Linked DNA regions of Mus musculus: region 1 is linked to region 2. Evidence: chromatin loops called from intact Hi-C (ENCODE). Cell type or tissue: heart. All regions are shown on one strand.

What was found. A loop is a pair of places that touch in the nucleus more often than their neighbours do. Peaks named below come from ENCODE experiments on the same cell type or tissue, not always from the same donor. Only the 100,000 strongest peaks of a DNase experiment are listed, where the experiment ranks them.
Region 1: a loop joins it to region 2, with 2.0 times the contacts of the local background. A loop is called at or near these places in 3 of 42 quality-filtered maps.

The regions. Positions count from the first base shown.
Region 1 is chr15:80,947,000-80,949,499 of GRCm38, reverse strand. It overlaps Adsl (adenylosuccinate lyase), which reads right to left and starts at 1,010. Exons shown (of 13, transcript NM_009634.6): 1 at 800-1,010. The coding sequence starts at 952. In heart, a CTCF peak has its summit at 1,239; a DNase peak (open chromatin) is centred at 1,019; H3K4me3 peaks cover 1,474 bases; H3K27ac peaks cover 1,443 bases.
Region 2 is chr15:80,797,181-80,799,680 of GRCm38, reverse strand. The region is part of intron 4 of Tnrc6b (trinucleotide repeat containing 6b); the gene reads right to left. Among named protein-coding and RNA genes, the nearest start is that of Tnrc6b, 87 kb to the right of the region's middle. In heart, a CTCF peak has its summit at 1,062; DNase peaks (open chromatin) are centred at 220, 1,130 and 1,740; H3K4me3 peaks cover 2,194 bases; H3K27ac peaks cover 2,322 bases.

The DNA.
Region 1 (2,500 bases), 150 kb before region 2:
CTAACAGATGATCCATATTCACAGCTGTGTATGCGTCAAGCAATTTGTAGACCAGATAAACCTTACACTTCAGTTTCAGCTTGAGGGCACTTACAAGCTAAGGAGACACTGGCAACGGTAGTAGAGACAGAGAAAGGCAGAGAGAGAGAGAGAGAGAGAGAGAGAGAGAGGAAGAAGAAGAGGAGGAGGAGGAAGAAAAAGAAGGAGGAGGGAGGAGGAAGGGAGGGAGGGAGGAGGGACGAGAGGACAAGAAGGCAAGAACACAAGAAACAATTTTGAAGGCACCAAATAAGCTTTCCCAAAGGCAGAAAGCAACCAACAGGCCGACCTAGCTGTGATGCCCATGAACTACAACAACCAGCCCGGCATAACAATCCTAAGGGTGCATTTCGTGGTGGTTATGCCCTCCTCGTGCTCATGCGAAAAATGACCATCAAGTTTGCAACGTACTTTTTAAAAGAATAATCTACTTGTTTTCTGTGTGTGTGTGTGTGTGTGTGTGCATGTGTGAGCGCACAGAAGTCGAAGGACAACTAATAGAAGTCAGGTTTCGCCTTTCTCACCATGCTGAACCCGGCTCAAACTCATGTCGGATAGCTTGGCGGGAAGCGCCTTTCCCCCTGAGCCTGCAAAGGTATAAGTAGCATTCCACTTGAAATGCGCTGTGGGAGGACGCAAACACACATAGCCTTGCCCAAACCGAAGTCCTCCAAAGGATGTGCAGGGCTCTGGGACTGTTGCCGAGGCAACAGGTGCTCGGGCCGTGACCTCCCTCGGGACAAGAGGCCCGGCCAGTTACCTGTTCGGCCTCCGCCAGCCACAGCCACAGCTGCCGCCACGTCTGGAACTTGTACCTGTCGCTGAACAAGAAACACATCTCGCGGCTGGCGTAGCGGGCCGCCAGCGGAGAACGGTAACTTTCAGCACTGCCAGGGTCGCCGGATGCAGCCATTTTCAACACGCGACCAGGACGCGGCGGACACCAGCAGCAGGGCCAAAAGCGGAAGGGTGGCGTGCGTGGGGCGGGACTTCCTCCCAAGGCCCCGCCCCGTGTGTAACGCCGGCCTGGAAGGCGAAGATGGTTCAAGTTTGGCTCGTCGCCCCTGAGGGTCAACGCTTTTCTCTTGGTTTCTACGAATCTCTGCCCCACGCTGTGCCTCCTCAGTTTTTCCATCTGAGGAAGGCACATTAAGACCCGCGTTTAACCCAGAAAGGAAAGTTGCAGAGGCATTCGGAGGGACGCCAGGAAGGCGCCCTAGTGGACACTTGGAGTACTGCAGTCCCGCTGGAGACAGGCTCAGCTGGAGACCGAAACTCTTAAACCGCGGTGCTGGTTCCGATCTCCGGAAAGCAGCCTGTCAGAATTATTCCACGCGTGGTGGCTCGAGAACAAAAAATTCAAAGTTTTTGTATCAGAATAAAGCTGAAAATAGCATACATTAAAAAAAAATAGCCGGGCGTGGTGGCGCACGCCTTTAATCCCAGCACTCGGGAGGCAGAGGCAGGCAGATTTCTGAGTTCGAGGCCAGCCTGGTCTACAAAGTGAGTTCCAGGACAGCCAGGGCTATACAGAGAAACCCTGTCTCAAAAAAAACAAAAATAAAAAAATAAATAATAATAATAATTTGAGGTCAGCCAGGTCTCCAGAGCGAGTTCCAGAACAGCCAGAGAAAACCTGTCTACAAACAAACAAACAAACAAACAAACACAAAACAGAAAACAAAAAGCCTCGTCCAGCAACATAAAGAGACCCACACGAGGCATGGTACATTAGATCTGAACACTGCTCCCTCTTCCCCACACAACCGCTCCTTAGTGTCTCCTCTTCCTGAGCTTAAGACTTAGCTGTTGCCAGAATAGTTTGTACATCAGATAAACCTACCAGACACCTGCGCCCAAGGTCCTCGATTGGATTGGAGGCTGTGGGCCGATGTATGCTGAAAAGAACGTGTTCCTGGAACTTTGTACTCTGGACTGATTCGGGGGTATAGTTGCTTGGATATGCTGTAGCAGCTCACTGTTCTCTTCCACAGAGATCCTTGCAGAGCCAATCCTTCCCAGGCTCCAGGCTCCAGGCTCCAGGCTCCAGGCTCCAGGCTCCAGGCTCCAGGCTCCAGGCTCCAGGCTCCAGGCTCCAGGCTCCAGGCTCCAGGCTCCAGGCTCCGTAGTGCTCTCTCCCGACTCTGCTTCACTTGGCCTCTGGTTACTTTTCCTCATTAAACCGTAGCTTCAGCTGTTAGCTTTCTACTTGGTCCTGTTTCCTTTTCTGACTTTATTTTTGCGAGACAGAGTGATACACTGTAGCCTTAACTGGCCTGGGACTCACTATGTAGAGATCTGTCTGTCTTTGACTCCTGAGTGCTCAGATTAAAGGCATGGGTCACCAGCCCAGGTGGTTTTGTGGTGGTTGTTGTTTGGTTTTTGTTTTTTAATGCATGGACTTCTGCTAAATATCATCAGCTACCTTAGTTCTGGTTACTGTGGAGGCCCCTGCTTTTTG
Region 2 (2,500 bases):
CAAAATATTTTATTTCATGTGAAATGGAGACCAATGTACACGAAGAACTGGTAAAGAAACAATTTCTAAACAGAGTAAAGAGCCATTTATATCTTTAAAATAATCGTGTTTACAAGACAGTCCTACCATTTGGTTGAAGCCACGATCAAAATAAAAGCGCATCTGGCTGCACATTTGAGAACACACACTGGGACCCAGTGCAAAGGAGCGCGCGCAGAAGAGAGGGGTGAGCCACATACTGCCTGCATTTCAAGAAGGGGAATTTAGAACCCCAAACCTGGTGTGTTCAGTAACCCGCTGGCCCTATTTTAAAATGTATCTCACTCTAGGCTCTTCACAGCTCCAGGAAGGATAGCCTGGTCTGCGAGAGAGAGAGAGAGAGAGAGAGAGAGAGAGAGAGAGAGAGAGAGAGAGAGAGAGAGAGAGAGAAGCTTTCCCATTCTAGGGCTAGTCCTCCCTGATCCTTTGTCGGCCTTAGCAGCGGAAAGAATGCAAACCCATTTATATTTATGCAAATTTTTGCAGCAGATTTAAGGGGGGGAGGGAGAGGCTTGTGTTTTTAAAAAAACCTCTTTCTAAATATCAAATTTCAATTACTCACAGCTTCGTTTATTTGCACGATAGAAACGATAAAAAGCTACATATAAACTAAAAGTGCAATTAAATTACTTCAAAATTTAAATATTTTACCAAGTCTTTTCCATTTCTAAAATGCTGAACCAAAAGTACATCCCGAGTATGATTTACAGATTCGCCAACTGTCTGAAGCCAGTCTCCATGCTAGAGAAATGTCGATTTGCAACACCACTAGTGCAAACGGTTAGACACGATCCATATAAATCAATTGGTTTTTAAAAATTGAAAATATTTACCAACCTCATAAAGTGCAGCAGTGCTTAAATCCAGCAAATTGAGGCATACAAGGTAGAAATGGAAATGAAAAAAGGTCCAAAAAATGAATTCTTTTTGTCTATCTGTATTTTGTATTTTAAATATTCAGAAACCAGCAGAGACTCTGTCGGCCATTTTGGCTTGAACTAACTCTCTCGCTCACTCTCCCTCCTGCTCTCTCTCTCCCCCTCTGTCTCTAAAGGAAGCAGCTTTTTGTGACCTTCAAATAGAGGCGGATCACGTGACTTCGGGTAGGTTTGTCAATCAGGAAAGGGGAGGGAGCTGGAGTCGAAGCTGCCTTAAAGCGAAAGCAGCCCCTTTCCACCGGCTTTCATTTGTGCTATGCTGTTACTTATACTCCCGCCTACAGATACTGCATGTGAAAGCGGCAACACCATAAGGGTAACAGATGAACAAAATAGAAAAACCTTTATTGGTTTATAGAAATATGCTCAGTTGCTAACGATGCTTGCAGATCCTGGATCTGATTTTGGCTTCCTTGCTAGTTATTCTCTAGATGTTTGGGCAAGAACAGACTGGCAAACTGCTCTTTAAAAGGGGGCTTAAACAAAGCTTTACCTAAACAAAAAGAGAATTTAGTTTTTAAATTAAAACGAAACAGGACACAGCTGATTTCTAGCTACCTCTAAAATACACAAAAAGACAGGAAGTTACTCTACCCACTCATAAACTGTGTGTCAGTTCAGGGAGGTTAAGCAGCACCTGATATCTGAACGCTCAGCAAAGGGAGAGCGGGAGAGCCTGAACTTGGCGCCTATTGTGTGAGTACAGCACTCCGTAGCCTCTCCCCCAAACCTAAGTAAAGACTAAGCCAGGGCTTCACCACTGGATTCCTCCAGGCTGGGCAGCTCTGAGTCATCTTTAATCCCTTCTCTGCTGAGGAAGGCGCTCAGAGACTAGGCACTCAATTAAAGCCTTCCTGCGGCCCTAGTCCCTCCTCCTCAGAGACATCTTCACTGGGCTTGAAGTATAAATCCAGCCCCCAATCCTCATCCCAGCCCCACCCCCACCCCGTCTCTGTTTTGGCAGGTGTGCAGTGGAGATGGGAAGTCATGATACCTTAGTTTATTTGTTTCTTTCTTCCGTAAAAATTTTTTTGTTATGTACATATAAGTGTTTTGCCTGCATTTGTCTGTGTGAGTATGATGGATCCCCTGGAATTGGAATTACAGACAGTTGTGAGCTGCTGTAGTTATGGGTTCTGGGAATTGGACACAGGTCCTCTGCAAAAGTAGCCAGTGCTCAAACTACTGACCCTGGTTTCTTTGCCTTCCTGGCTCTGTTCATTTTATTCTGGTTCAGTTAGTCACCAGGCAGGAGTGGTGGTGCACGCTGCTAATCCCAGTATAAGGAGCAGATGGATCTCTGTTCTACGTATAGCAAGTTCCAGGTAAGCCAGAGATACCATGTGACCCTGCCCCAAAAAGTCACTCACTACCAAAACAAGCAAGCGTCTTTTTTTTTTTTTTTTTTTTTTGGTTTTTCGAGACAGGGTTTCTCTGTATAGTCCTGGCTGTCCTGGAACTCACTCTGTAGACCAGGCTGGCCTCGAACTCAGAAATCCGCCTGCCTCTGCCTCCCAAGTGCT